2 separate regions of the Homo sapiens genome follow, and region 2 is linked to region 1. The links are chromatin loops, found by intact Hi-C in ENCODE. Cell type or tissue: Calu3. All regions are shown on one strand.

What was found. Hi-C counts contacts between places; a loop is a spot of excess contacts. Peaks named below come from ENCODE experiments on the same cell type or tissue, not always from the same donor. Only the 100,000 strongest peaks of a DNase experiment are listed, where the experiment ranks them.
Region 2: it touches region 1 in a loop (1.9-fold over the local background); 2 of 110 quality-filtered maps call a loop at or near these places.

Annotation. Positions count from the first base shown.
Region 1 is chr16:51,162,570-51,170,569 of GRCh38, reverse strand. No RefSeq gene overlaps it. Among named protein-coding and RNA genes, the nearest start is that of SALL1, 15 kb to the right of the region's middle. In Calu3, no CTCF peak of the experiment used is centred here; DNase peaks (open chromatin) are centred at 3,219 and 6,179.
Region 2 is chr16:51,404,253-51,412,252 of GRCh38, reverse strand. LOC102723323 (a long non-coding RNA gene) reads left to right here. Exons shown (of 4, transcript XR_933558.3): 3 at 7,625-7,751. Among named protein-coding and RNA genes, the nearest start is that of HNRNPA1L3, 240 kb to the left of the region's middle. In Calu3, no CTCF peak of the experiment used is centred here; DNase peaks (open chromatin) are centred at 3,042, 3,562, 3,812 and 7,722.

The DNA of each region.
Region 1 (8,000 bases):
AGGCACGAGAATCACTTGAACCCAGGAGGCGGAAGTTGCAGTGAGCTAAGAGCATGCCACTGCACTCCAGCCTGGGTGACAAAGTGAGATTCCATCTAAAAAAAAAAAATCCACCCATAGACAGCTGTCACCATATACAGTGAGTGTGGCAGCAGAGGACCTCTGGAAGCCCAGTGAAGGCCCTGAGTTGAGCACACATCTCTCTCCCCAGCCAGCCTTTGGTCTTCATAAGGGCATGGACTATGCCATGCCCATTCGCCCAGCTCTGTTCATCAGCACCTTCTGAAAGATCCAGCAGCTTCCTCAGGGAATCCTCCAGAAGAAGTGGTGAGAAGACAGAGCTCTCTAGTTGCCTTGGAAAACTGCAGGCACAGCCAAGTCTACAGAATCACAAGGGGAATTCCCTTCTTTTTCTCCTGCCACCTGCTCCCCTCAATGGCACTAGATGATTATGATGCAGCCTATGGGACTGTCCTCCCAGGACTTCTTTTCCAGGAATTGTCCCATCACTCCCCATCTCCCATCTTCTACATGGTCATCAGGGGAATCACCCTGCAAGTCCAACCTGACTCTTGACCACAGCCTCAGGGGTTGGCACCTGTCACTTTGAGCCAAAAAGAGATCTTTCAGGAATCCTTGAAATTAAAATAAAAGAAAGCCTCCAGTACCTTCAAGCAAGGCGTGAAGTGTTCTTGGTAGCCACATTTCCTTCCATGAGGGTGTCAGAAATGGAAGAAGCCAGTGTGCAAGTGGATAGGATGAGCAGATGCCCAGCGGGAAGCAGAAAAAAAGATCACTTGTCCTGATCCCATTTGAACCCCTCATTCCATTAGGTCCTGTTGCATCTTTTCTGGGATATTCCAGAAAAGTCTTCCTCTTTAGTCTCCCTCTTCCATAAACTGGCTCAACTTGAGTTTCTGTTACTTGCAACCCATGGCCTCTGAATTCTGCAATACTGCTCTGGGAAGTCGCTATGCTTACAAAGTATCACACCTTTGGGGGAGTTTCTTCTCTATCCAACCCTTGCCCCTACCTCAAACCGAGAGTCACCCATAGATGGTGCCATCATTATATTAGAAGGAAGTCAAGTCACAAACTATGTTTAAAAACATCAGAAAATAACATGAGCCTTAATGATAATGGAAGGTGGTTAGCCAAGCTCCAGAGCAAGGTGTCTGTAATAGATGTCTTTTGGCCATAGATCAGTGAGATGTTAAAGTCCAGGCTGGGAAGAACAATGAAGAAATAATTTATGTTCATTCTGTTTATACTACTGCTATGAGGTAAAGCATTTACTAGCTAGAGAAAGAGTTAAACTTGACCACAGGTATCAGTATGGTAAATATATTGACTGGCCTGGGTCCTTGTTCTATATAAAAGAGGAGTTAAACATATACATTGTTATTCTTCGTAGTGGACCATGGTCAACTCCCCAACAGCTAAACCACCCTGTCACCTTGCAAAGGCCATGTAGTTTGGGGTTTGAATCCAGCTCCTGTGGTAGGTCTGAGGTTAATCACTCTCAGCAAGTGGTTTAGTAGTGGACGTGTGATCCAATTCCAGCCAATAAGACTTAAAGAGAGGTTTGCCAGAGGCTTCTGAGAAAGGTATTTCATGCACTTAAGAGAGAGACAGAGAGTATGAAAGTCCACTCTCACTTCCCCCAACATGATGTGAACAGGGAAGCAAAGAGCTCTGATGCCTGTGGCTGCCACCCTGAAGCCGTGAGGGGACCCAGCCTTCAGAAGAAGCAGCTACAAGTCCCTGATGTCATGATGAAGGCCCTGGATTAATTCTGAGTGTGGGAGCAAATAAATGTCCATGCTGTTAGGTCCGTTTGAGTAGTGCATCCTATTACTGCCAGCTGAACTCATCCTAACCAATGCATTCTCTAATTAAAGGAAGAGCAGTGGCCAGGTGCAGGAGCTCATGCCTATAATCTCAGCACTTTGGGGGACCAAGGCGGGAGTGGATCGCCTGAGCCCAGGAGTTCAAGTCTGCAGTGAGCTATGCTCATGCCACTGCACTCCAGCCTGGGCAATAGAGCAAGACTCTGTGGAAAAAAAAAAAAAAAAAAAAAGAGCAACAATTTTGAGTGAAAATCTCAGCTCTGCCACTTGCTGCTGGTATGAAATTGAGCAATTTACCCAACTCTTCTGAGCATCAGTGTATTAATCTGTAAATAGGGACATTAATGTTACTGTGGTGGTGATTGGTCAATTTGGACTATCTGGAATCCAGTCCCCCACCTTCAAAACTTTTTGGGGAGCTCCCCCAATGATATATAGTCTTGGAGAAAGATAGAGCCTGCTAAGTTCTCTTGTTGTTTAACAGACAAGATCTCTTTTTCCTGCCTTGGCCCAGCCAAATGGCAGGTCTTGAAGTAAGCTCAGCAAATCCCAACTGAGGGACTCCAGGCCGTGGAGATGACTGGAAATTTTGTTGATTGTAGTAACAGAGGTTTCACATGGAACAGCCTTCCTGATTCTCTGGGGTTCCATGAATCCCCCTTCCTTTTCACAACCTTGTGCTCCAGCTTCTGACAACCTCCTTCCAATAAACTCTCTCATTTTGAGAAAGCAAGTCAGCTTCTGTTGCTTGCAGCCAAGAATGCTGGCAGATGAAAGGGTCTTCTTTATAAGGCTGTGGCGAAGCTTCACTGAAATCACTCTTGTAAAGCCGGGCTCCATACACGTTAGCTATTGAGATGAGTACAGATTCAGATGGCCCCCATGAAGGGATGATCTTAGTTCAACACAAGGTTTTGATTGACCAAAAAGGGTACACAGTATCCCAGTTGCTGAATTGGCAAACTTCCCCTCTACACTTAACTTTGGCTGCTTGGAGTCTCACGCTTGCCACATTCACCACAAATTGGCAACATGTGATGAACACAACAGCATGGAGGCACAGACCCTCCAAAAGCCAAATCCAAACAAACAAAAATGTTGAGTGGCAATGCTGGCAGCAAGTTCTCCTTCTTAACCATGGTGTGCTAGTCCTGATGTTAAAATCACTTTACAGTCTCTGGACACACAGCCAATGGGCAGCACGAGGGAGTCAGGGCACTGAGGGAACAGGGGCTTGAGGGCAGAGATCCGAGACCAGCTCCAGTGGACAAGTGACTGTCCCAGGGACATGTCCTACAACTGCTCTACCTGGCTGTCTGCACCATCAAGCATGTTTCGAAGTGGTTGAACCTGTTCCTTAACTGACAGAGGAACGAGTCAGATGACTGAGGCACGTGGCTGTACTTTGTAAGTTGATACATTCCAGACACCAGGGATCATTGCCATCAACCTCACTACCACCATCATCATCAACAGCATGTCTTTCTCCTCTCTAACGTTTATGGAGCTATTATTATGCTCCAGGGACAGGTTTAATATTTTGTAAACACGAGTTCATGGAATCCTTGCAAGAACATTAGGAGGTCAGGTACTATTCTGTTCATTAATAAACTGATGCATAGAGTACTTGAATGACCTGCCCAAGGTCACATGGCTAGCAGGTAATAGAGCCATGACTCACCCCCAGGTTTGGCAGGGTCCTTAGCCATGCAGCCATAACTTAGCAATATTGCTCCAGAGATGCCCTTCCTTCCAAACACACACTTACACATTCGGACACTAATTTCAGCCTGCCCTATGCTCAACAGACTTTTCTCTGCCATTTTAACAGCCACGCAACAGAACTTTTGCTAAAGTGCCTTTGTGTTTTTATTTGGAAGATGGGTTTTATGCCCTGGTGGGGGCTAGTGGTGGATCTTGTCTCTTCTACATTATAAACTCTTATGAACATGCCATAAAAATGTCCCCTGGGTGCTTATGGCAATATATGAATCATGGCCATTTAATCTCATATGTACAGTCAGAGGATTGGGTCCACACTTTTTTTCTACGAGTTTGGCCTATAGGCTTTAGGCTTGTAAATCTTCCCTCACACACCAATGCTGGGGCACCAAGAAAAACAATTATTTACGAATGGGATATTCAGGTGTTCTGCTCCAGATTAATTGCTTTCAATCCTATTTAACAGATATCTAATGCACCAATGGTAGAAAAATGAATCACCACCACCACTTCAATGAGAAAGAAACATCAGAAAAGGCATGCATCTTTCTGAGAGGTCACTGTGAGCTGGGCTTATGTCTGTGGGGACCAGTATGGTGAGGATCTGCGGTTCTGGAGGGAGGGCAGCTGTGAGGATGACCAAGCACAAGCTCACCCCAGGGAGCCCACACCACCACCCTCCCCAGCCAGCAGTGCCTGACTTTTTTACTACTCTTCCTTTGTTCCAGGGAAGAGGAAGCACAGATCAATAGGATACTTGACAGAGGTGCCTGCGAGCACGACCATTCCTCAGGCCAGACACTGATGGCACCTATCACTAGCAATAAAAGGCTGCTGGAGACAGAATTGAGGCTCCTCCCTTTGTGGGCCATCTACCCCTCTCTGACAAACATCTCCTGCATGAGCTCGCAGCAAAAGAACCATTTCCAGGAGGCAACGTGCTCCCTGCCTGCCATCTGCACTCCACTTCCCAATAGACATTTCCTTATGTTGTTCAAAAGATTTTCCCAGCCAGGCAAGGTGGCTCATGTCTGTAATCGGAACACTTTGGGAGGCCAAGGTGGGTGGATCACTTGAGATCAGGAGTTCGAGACTAGCCTGGCCAACATGGTGAAACCCCATCTCTACTAAAAATACAAAAATTAGCCGGGTGTGGTGGCGGTCCCTCTGATTCCAGCTACTCAGGAGGCAGAGACAGGAGAATTCTTGAACCTGGGAAGCAGAGGTTGCAGTGAGCTGAGATTGCGCCACTGCACTCCAGCCTGGGCAACAGAGCGAGACTCCGTCTCAAAAAACAAACAAACAAACAAACAAACCACCTTTTTCCCAGGCTCACCGGTACTAGCCAGGCCACCTGTAAGGATCATTGCATTTTATTCCTGTGCATTGTGTGGAATGGGGAATGCTGCTGGAGGTTTTGTAGCAGCTCCTGGCTCTCAGGAAGGTGGTGCAAAAACCCATGTGCTGTCAAGATCCATTCCATATTAAATTCCTAGAGGGAGGCCATACCTCATCAGTCCTTCTTTATTTTTTGGAGAGGAAAATGCATTATTTTGCCAAACTAGTTCCTTACAATGCTAATTTTTTTTTAGTCCCTTTTGCTGTGTTTGGAAAAAACAAAAACTATTGTGGATGTTACAGCCAAGGTGGGCCTAAGAGTTCTGCCTCCTTGTTTGGGCTGGCATCCCTTGCTGGTCTTGGTTAGGGAGGGTAGATAGCGAACAAAGAACTGTGGTCTAGTTCTGAAATTGATGACACAAGCATATACCCACTGAGGCTCCTTTCTCCAACCCTCCATTCACATCTTAAATGGGAATATGAAATTGTCCCTCTCATGTCCCTACTGTAAAAGTTGGGGGTGGGGGGTATAGGGTGAGGGGACAGTGAGGAAGCCTCTGCAGGCCTCTAGTTTAAACTTGTACCACTAAGAGACTCTAGGCTTTAAAAATTAAGACAACATCATAACACGTGTTCACTCCAAAGTCAGTTTAGCAAGCTTATAGAATATTCCACGGTAGAATTGGGGAAGTAATCTCTATAGGAAGAACCATCTAAGCCAGGGTTTCTCACTCTCGGCACTGTTAACATTTGTGGCCTAATTCTTTGCTTTGGAGGGGGGGCTGTCCTGTGCAGTGTAGGGTGTTCAGCAGCCTCCCTGGTCTCCACCCACTAGGTGCCAGTAGCACCCCTCAGTCATGACAACCCAAAATGTCTTCAGATATTGCGAAATGTCCCTGGGGATGGAAGTTGCTCCCATCTGAAAACCATTGCTCCCAGCAAAGGTGTGGAGGTGGGAACAAGCCTGGTATATCCAGGATCCAGAGATAAACAAACACTGCACAATTATTACCCATGTCATTGTGTTCCTGAGAACACTAAATGAGATGTGAAAGGACTTCATAAAATAATCATCATCACCATCATCATCCTCATCACAGCAGCTATTGTTTCTTGAGTGCCTATCACATACCAACCATATGCCTGGTACTGGACACCCACCATCTCTAACAAGTATTCATGGCAATTAATGCTGGTGCCACGGGCTGGTGACTCACAGTAACAGACAGCCACAGCCATCATGTTCACCAAATATGGCAAACAAGAAGTAGCATGGCCAGGCTGCCCTCACTGCTGCAGGGGAAACAGAGAGTGTGCTCTTTCTTCGCTGACAGTCCTGTGTTGTCAGACTGGGGATGTTTCTTGACACAGGATGGGCTGGAGAACTGAGTCATGCTCCTACTGGAAAATCACTAGTCAAGGTGACCCCTGCCCTATCCCACTCAACCACACATGTACTTGTGGACTCACTGGCCACTCATTTATACTCTCACTACACAAAGAGTGGTCCGTGATCCACAGCCACAGCAGCACCCCAGAGCTCATTAAGGAATTCAGAATCTCGGGCCCCACCCTTGACCTTGCAATTCAGAATCTTCATTCTAACAAGTTCTCCAGGTTATCTGTGAATGCACTAAAGTCTGAGATACTGCTCTGTGGTAAGAATCCAAGGCTGCTAGCATCTGTCAGCATGTTAAAGTGTGCACAGATGGACCGTAGCATCCCTTCACTCTCTGGATTCACCCATTTGATAAATATTTCTCGAATGCCTACCACATGTCCTGCCCATGTGGGGCTGACAGTCTGGTGGCCTCTGGCCACCACCCCCGCCCAGCTGGTGACTACCCAGATAAAGCCACTCAGTTTACAACATAGGAGGAAAGTGAAGCTCTACCAGATTAAGAAATTTGGGCAAAATCCCGCTGCTAATAAACAGAATAAGAGTTTTAACTCAGGCATTCTTTTCCCAAATCCTGCCCCTTTCTCCTATATTCATACTACTTTTCAACCATACTCATTGGGGTAAAAAGAAGACACAGAGGTTTCTGCATATCCTAACTACTGAATCATACTAAAAGCAGGATTGCAGGATAGGGGTCACACAGACTGGCGGCTGGCATCAGTCATGAACTCATCCAGAATCAGAGGTTCAGAGACAGTTTCATTCACTGGGGTGGAGTTAGCTTTGCTCTAAGCTCTCCATCAGTTTCATCAGTTCTAAATCAAAGGCATTTAAAGACCACCCATTTAAAAAAATACAAAGCAACTGCAGCTCCTGAGATTTTAATGAGTCTGCACCCTCATACTGTATCTTCCTAACATCTTAAACCAAAACAGGGACCCAGATCAGGTCACTGCTGGGAACTCCAAAGTCCTGCCCCAAATCCTTCTGCACCTGGGCTTCCTAAAACTTGAAGCCTTTTTTTGTTATCATGTAGTTTTTATTTTCTTGTAAAAATGTCATGAGACCTGGTTTTAGGCATCAAGCAACTCCAAGGCTTCATGACTTCAAGGAAATTGCTCATGAGTCTCAGTTTTCTCCTCTGTAAAATGGGGAAAACAGAAACACTAGACAGAGTTCTTGGAGGAATGTGTTGAGATAATGGGTGTACTGTGCTCAGCTGGAGTCCTGGAAAGTGTGCAGTAAAAGGCCAATACCTTCTCCCTCCCTTTTCTTCTGAAAACATCCCAGGGTTCTGCTGAGGGCAGATGGCACCTGATGAGTCTCCCTAGCAACTCTCTGACACATGCAACTGAGCTGAGCTGGGAGTGTGAAGGAGGCAGAGCCCCGTTCAAATGCACCACCACACAAGGCTACTTTTTTATTTTTATTTTTTTGTACAGACTCAGTCTCACTATGTTGCCCAGGCTGGTCTTGAACACTTGGCCTCAAGCAATCCTCCCACCTTGCCCTCCCAAAGTGCTGGGATTGCCAGCGAGAGCCAATTCATCCAGCCTCTCAGTGTTTAAATTAACCAGTTTCTGTTGCTGAAGCTAAGAACCCTGACAGAAGCAAACCTCAGTTTAATTCCTGGTCTTAAATGTAACTTGTAGAAATAAATAAATGTGTACACTTAGAAAATCCCCACC
Region 2 (8,000 bases), 240 kb before region 1:
GAAATGGTAGGGAAAAACCAAAAGTGGCAAGGACTTTGATTATATAGGGGAAGGTGATAGGGAATAGGGCTCATATGTTGATCGTATCAGTCATTATGGCAACACCTGCCATTTACTGAGTACCGGTTGTCTTCTTGACTCTGAAGTAAATAACTCATTAATAAAAGCAAATCTCTGTTAAGATGTAGAAAGGACTTACCATGTCAGGCACTGTGTTAAGCACTTGATGTGCATGTACATTGCTAGCAAATAAGCTGTGTACGCTGTTGGAGATTTTTGTTTTCTCTGTTCTGCTTCTGAACAGATTTGTAATACACCGAAATATTCTTCAAGCAGTGCAGTAGGTGAACCCATGAACTTTCAAGACAGCTCCACATTTCACCAACTGTGTGACTCAGGACTAGTTACTCTCCCTTCTCGAAGCTCAGTTTCCTCATCTATAAAATGAGAGATGCAGTTAAATTAGTGCCTTCCCAAGGTGATTGAGAAAAGTAAATAAGAGACTACCTGAAAAGCACCTGGTATGGAGCCTGGCCATGGTAAACACTTACTAACTGCTAATTATTATTACCATTCCACCACCAGCAGTTTACTGAAGGCCAATGAAGCTATCCTGAGAACCTACTGGAAACTGAGAGATAACACTGCATTTCTTTGCCTGTTTTTTACCACCTGATGTGTTGATCCTTTTTTCAAATTATCAGCTAAAAGGTTGAACTTGATGACTTCAAAAAAAAGAACTTGATGACTTCAATATACTTCTCGCTTTGAAATGCCCATTTTTCACTACCCCATGCAAATACCCCTCCTCCAGGAAGCCTTGCCAGTTCTCTTCCACCTACAAAGCTCTTCCTCTCTACTGAATGCTTAGCTGTTGCTCATCTTAAGCTGTTCACCATTATGTGATTGGGCCAAGGAGAAGAGTATCTCATCTACACCCTCTGAGCCCTCAGAGTACCTTGGGGCAGAGTAGGGTGTGTGGGATGGAGGTGAACATGATATCAGGGAGCTCTGGCAGGCACTGGCTCATCCTGCACCCATAAACACCCACCCAACCAGTTATCAGCCACTCTCCTATCTTTCATACCCATCTTCCTTCTCAGAGTTCCACATCAAGACTGAATTTTCACTCCTGAAGCCATTTTCTTTAGACAGGGTCTCATCTGTCACCCATGCTAGAGTATAATGACACAATCATGGCTCACTGCAGCCTCAGGTGACCCTTTCACCTCAATCTCCCTAGCAGCTGGGATTACAGGTGCATACCACTACACCTGGCTAATTTTTTGCATTTTCAATAGACAGAGGCTTTTGACGTGTTGCCCAGGCTGGTCTCGAACTCCTGAGCTCAAATTATCCCTCCCACTTTGGCCTCCCAAAGTGCTGGGATTACAGGCATAAGCCACCGTGGCTGGTCCCTGAGGCCACTTTCTTCTTGAAAATTGTATTTTTCTGATGAAAATATGCCATTATTCATCTTTCATTGTCTCTTGATTCACTATCACTTATGTTTTAAGGTGTTTGGGGTTTAGGGCTTTTTTAAAAAGAATCATCAAGTATTTAAATCAATCTCTCTCCTTTTTATTGATAGAGACTCAAGCCTACTGATTAACTTTTCAATCAAAGCTGCCTGCAACACACAAGGCAACTGCAATTGCAGCTTTGGCGACAACTGAAGTAGTCATTTAGCTGACTTCTTCTCTGTTTCTAGTTACCCCTCTGTGCTGAATCTGTACGTCTGTGATTTCATAGCCTTCACAGAATCCTCTATATATGTTAGGATTATTACTCTCCACTTTTTCCATTTGAGAAAATGGAAGATCAGAGATGGTAACTAGCTTGTCAAAAGTCACACAGCCAATAAATGGCAGAGTTAAGGAACTAATCTGGCCACCAGGAGTCCACTCCCTTGGCCACTAGTCCACTGGGTTCATCACCTTCTCTTCTGTTTGCATTCACTGAGAACTCATTGAGGGCAGTGGTTTTGTCTCTTTTATAGTTGCCTAGCAGCCTGGCACCACGTAGGTGCTCAAAATGTTCAAATCAGTTGTTCTTTCTAGAAATAAGTGCCTAATCTGGGTCAGACCAGTTCTAGATCAGTGGGTGAGGGGTCTGAAGGGGGATAGAGCAGTAAATAAGGTAGCACAGGTCTCAGTCCTCATGAGGCTTAAGTTGCATTCAGTGGAGCATTCTGCTTTAACTCTTGGTTTGCTCTGATAAACTCATTGTTTTGCGGACCTTTGCTTAATGCGGATTATCTGGTTTTCTGGGGATCAGAATCATAAATCTGACTACTCCTGTCCAGGCTGGGAGGTGCACGTTGGTCTTGATCACTACCCCGGGCAGTTGCCTGCTGTGACCCCTGCTTCTTTTCTTCCAGAATGTATTAGGTTGATGCAAAAGTAATTGCAGTTTTTGCCATTGAAAATAATGGCATAACCTGCATTACTTTTGCACCTACTTAATAGAATACAAAGATACCCCAATCCGCTTAGGGGATGGTAGAGAAAGAAACAAAAGAAGGAGCACCTTGGCAATGAAGCTACAGAAAGGAGGGCTGGAGATGGGGAGTCTCCCTGCTGGAGAGTCTGCCTCTCCTTCTTTGCAGTTGAATTGAGGAGTGTTTTAAGCCTACTTTGTTTGCCATCAACATCAAAATGTCTTTCTTGATTGTAAACTTCTGGAAAGTGAGACAGAGAACATGTGTGGTTACGCAAATGGCCCTGTGATATCAGTTCACTATTCCCACAGCAGATGGCTGGCTATCTGTGGCCTGAATTCAATCATCCTTTTGAAATCTTTGCTAACTTGCTCATCCTTTCTGGGAGTCAGCTTTTCTATCAGTAAAATGAGAGTGTGTACTCCAGGCTCCTCCCAGAAGTAGCTGTATGGCTTTCTCCTGGGTCCCCTACCATGTGTTAGGATATTCTGTGATGCTTCAGTGAAAGTAGCTGGTGCTGCAGAGGTCTCCACTGGGAATGAGAAGCAAATCCTTAGGGAACTGTTGGTCTTCCACAAGCAGTGATACACACCCATGACTGGCACCCAGGCAAGTCTTGCCAAACCGCATCATGTTACCCGTTCATTTCAGGGCCAGGAGCCTTTTGTCAAGGAAGGTAAGGAAGAGCTTCTGACAATGACGGCCAAGTTCTCGTTGACTCAAGTTTCAATCTTCACACTGATTTCTATTCTCATTATTTAATTTCCTCCTCATCAGACAGAATTAAATACCAAATACCATTCCCAGGTCTTCTAAAGTCCAATTGCCCAAATGCTTTGTTTCCAACTTACATAAAAGTTTAAATTTCCTCTTCCCTTGCTCAAATTTCTGCCAAAACAGTCATCAGCAATGAAATTTTTGAAGATAATTAGCACATCAGATGTCTGTAATAAGCTAATCATGTATTTCTTGGATTGTACTTCTCTGGTTAGCTGTTATTAATCACAAATATTATTCATGTCATTTGAAATATTCCTGTTGGCGGATGTTTTCATCCTTGAAGAATTCCAGCTAAAAGTCTTTAGCTACGGATGCAGACCCTTCCCCCCACTCCAGCCCCACCCAACCGTGAGAGGCAAGATTCAATCGTGTCTTGTTGAACAGGGTTAACCTTCAGGGGAAACAGCATTAAGGGAAGTAATTATCCATTCACACTGAGCTGGCTACAAATAAAGTGAGAAAATCACCTTCTCAGAACTCACATGAAAAACATAATGTAGTTAATATTAAATAAAGGGATTGGGTAACCTGGCCTCTTTTTACAGTGTGTGCTTATGTGTCCTTGATCAGGGGCTGTTTTGTTTATGATTAATGAATGACTCACCTTGGGCTGTGTTCCGTTCAATGCATACCTCATTATGAATTTGAAGAGGTCATTTCTTTCTTGGATTTAAAATAAGAATCTCTTTGTACATTCAGAAAGTTAAGAGTTTGATATTGGTGAAAAATTAGGGCAAAAAGAACTGGGGGGCATTTGCTTTGGGTTATTTCTGTTGTTGTTGCTGTTGTTGTTGTTCTCATTGTTGGCTTATAATGTTCAGAATTTGGAGAAAAATTCTAAGCCCGGGCTCTCATTTTAAAGTAGATCCTAAAATTATGTGGCTTAGGCTCAACTTATCTGTGGCAGTAGTACTGCCCTACAGTGCTGTGAATCAGAAGGGCTTGATGTCTCACCTCATAAGGGCTGTCCAGGCTGCTCCAGGAGGGGCTTGTGGAGGGGGGTTCAAATGGCACAAACATAAATTAAAAAGAAACAAAATCTGAGGCCCCAGTATTCAGAAAGGGCATATAGTCCAGCAGCCTCTCTTTTAATGTCTTCTTTTTTCTTTAAAGCTGTGTTTTCTGTTCATTACAGTTTAATTTCATTTATACTTAATGTCAGAATGAGTAGTAGATTGCAATGTAATTTACCAAACCCTACAAAACCCAATTTTGATGCAGAAGGTCATAACTGGGTTAAAAACTGTATGTGTATGCCTATTTTTTTTTCACAAGATCCCTGACAAAGCCATCTGATAAGAAAATATGTATCTCTTTGTCATTTTATATATGTAAGTGCATGCACATGCACAAACATACACACCAAGCACACCCACAAACACATATATCAGAGGAAGATAGATGATAGATAGGCAGATATCAATCTGCAAGTATAGATTTTGTTTTTTAATTAAGACAAGAGGGTTACTACCCAGGAGAGGGAACTTCTATGTTTGAGACACAGCCCCAAGGTGGTAGGAGGTGAACACTTTCAGAATGACCATCATTTCCACCTGTGCACACACAAACATGTGGTTTGACCACCGGTGGGCCCCACCACAACTCAGTTAATGATCTTTCCACAGGGGTATGTGTGTTCACTGTGCATCCAAATGAGGGCTTGTCACGCAGAAATAAAAGCACATGCACAAACAGGCCTTGGCAGTTGACTAAGGATACCCACTTCACGGTAGACATAGTTCATTAGTCACCTAGCCAGCTTTTTAAAAAAGTCAAGTTATTTCTTTATGTGTGAGAGAAACTATGTCCTTTGATCATAGCCGTTAAGATGGGATTAAATAACAGCAAATCTCAGAGACCCAAGCATTACTCCTGGCTCTATCATTAACTGGCCATGTGACCTTGGGCAGGTCATTTTCCCTCACTGGGCATCCGGGGCTGTTTCTGTAAAAGGAAGGCTTTGGACTAGGTAGACCTTAACATTGTTCCTTAACATCAATGTTCTATGATTTTTTTCCTAGTAATTATGCCCTTCCCATCAATATTCTATGATTCTGTTAAAATACAAGAATAGCTGACACAACATAGGAAACACCTCCACCTCAAAATGTCGTCTTGGTGGATGTCTTGCTGTTTCACAAATTAAAAGCAGAAGATCAATGTCTTTCTTGTCTTTCATCATAACCGCCATCTGTCTCTCAGGCCTATGAGCACCTACCACACACTAAGTACATTCAGGTTTTGTTGGTTACTCTCATGAAGTACGGTCATGGTAGAGTACCAGACAGGCCACTTAAATGACAACAAACAAATATAGTTTCTACAGCTAGAAATATAACTCTCTTTTATTTTCTAACTTCACCATGAAAACATGATAACTGGAATTGTGTGACTGCTAAGGAAAACACCAAGCATAATCTTTTCAGAGATTTTTTTTTTTTTTTTTTGAGACAGGGTCTCTCTGTCACTCAGGCTGGAGTGCAGTGGTGCATTCATGGCTCACTACAGACTTGACCTTCTTGGCTGAAGCAATCATCCCACCTCAGCCTCCCAAATAGTTGGACTACAGGAACACACCACCATGCCTGGCTAATTTTTGTATTTTTTTTTTTGGAAAGCTGGGGTCTCACTGTGCTGTCCAGGCTGGTCTCAAACTCCTGAGCTCAAATGATCCACCCACCTCAGCCTCCCAAAGTGTTAAGATTACAGGTGCGAGCCACTGCACCCAGCTTAGACATTTTTTTCTTTATAGACAGTAATACAATTTGGCAACTTCCAAAACAAAGTGAATGTTCAAGAAATGTAGCAAAGTTTCATAGGAAAGTTTCCTCAAATTACCATGAAACATTTTTTAAAAGATTCAGGACCCAAACAGTAATAATAAGTTTTTTAAAATGTATTACAAAATTAGAATTTGAATGGAGCAAAGATCTTTATTTTAAATCAGGGGTGTCCAATATTTTGGCTCCCCTGGGCCATATTGGAAGAGGAAGAATTGTCCTGGGCCACACATAAAATACCCTAACAGTACTGATAGCTGATGAACTAAACAAAAAAGGAAACAAATTTCAAGAAAATCTCATAGTGTTTTAAGAAAATTTACAAATTTGTGTTGAGTTGCATTCAAAGCCATCCTGGGCCACATGTGGCTCACAGGTCCCGAGTTGGACAAGCTTGTTTTAAATGATCACTCCACACTCAAAAAACAGCTCCCACCAGTTTGAGAAAATGGAAAAGCGACCAGAAAGTGGTGTGCAAATCAATGTTATTATATGTAACACTGATAGCCGTTATCTAGCTAGTTAAGCCAGCATGGAAACACTAAAACCCCAAAACAAACAAACAGACGAACAAAAAACCCTCTTGATTTTACATTAAGACTTTGTGTATGCTGTTCACTTTCATTATTACAAAATGGTTGCTGTAGCTCCAGAAGCCCCACCCAGTGACTTTTTCCTACATTTCATTGGCCACAGCTTCCTCCCTTGGAAAAAGGAGGTTGAACAGGGATTGGCTCAGCTATCCATCAGCATGTGCCACACTTATTCAGTATCACACAGGTAATGAATGACAAAGTCAACTGTCTAAAAATGCTTGGTGGTATTTCTTTCTTTCATTAACACCAGTGAGTTCCCTAATATGCTTGTTTCCTAGGAACCCCAAACTTGAGGGCCTGGGGCATTTTTCTTCTTACAGGGTTTACCTTATCTTTTATGGGGATTCAGATGTATGAGATGAATGTGACTACTCTGATCTTACCCGCTTTAATGAACAGAGGACCGAATCACTTCACTTGCTTTCTCCTGTACACCTCCCCTACCTCCTTCTTCCCAACTCAGAGCAAGACCTCCCCAAGCTTTTATGTGAAGATGGCTGTGGAATATGATTTGTATTGCCTTTCCATCAAGCGGGAGAAAAGACAGAACTCAACTGACACAATAAGATTAGAGTGAGGAGATGGGAGCCAAAAATTCCTTCATTTGGCCAGCACTGTGGTTCATGCCTGTAATCCCAGCACTTTGGGAGGCCGAGACGGGTGGATCATTTGAGGTCAGGAGTTCAAGACCAGCCTGGCCAACATGGTGAAACCCCGTCTCTACTAAAAATACAAAAATTAGCCAGGCATGGTGACTAATTTCAGCTACTGGAGGCTGAGGCAGGAGAATCGCTTGAACCTGGGAGGTGGAGGTTGCAGTGAGCCGAGATTGCACCACTGGACTCCAGCCTGGGTGACAGAGTAAGACTCAGTCTCAAAAAAAAAAAATTCCTTCATTTGAACTGGTGAGTCTCCCTAGAGGATGCTTGTTGATTTCTCCAGTCTGCATTTGTTTCTGCTTTTGTTAATAGAACTCACTTTTCTTTTGCAGAAACATTCACTTTTCTTTTGCACTTTCCTTTTCTCAGTCCATGGAGTTCCTGGTGACTAATGCCATCCACAAGATCTGAAGGTGTTGTGTAACCTAGACCTGGCCCTTCTCTCAGTGCATCCCCCTCTCCAGAGTGACCAACTCAGAGAGGTCATGTGCTTAAGGTGAGCCAAAGACAATTTTTCATAGATCTTTGCTGAAACTTTAGAGAAAAGGGCTCTCTCTCTGCCCTGGGAGTGCTGGGCTGGTATAACGTAATGTAACCTGAATCTATTGGTCATCATCACAATGGGAAAGCCCGGCCAATGATTGAATGTAGGAAAGCAGAGAGGGAAATGCACAAAGGAGAGAGAGAGAAAGAGAGAGAGAGAGAAATCAGATGATGCCACTTCAGCACCTGAATCCTACCTTTC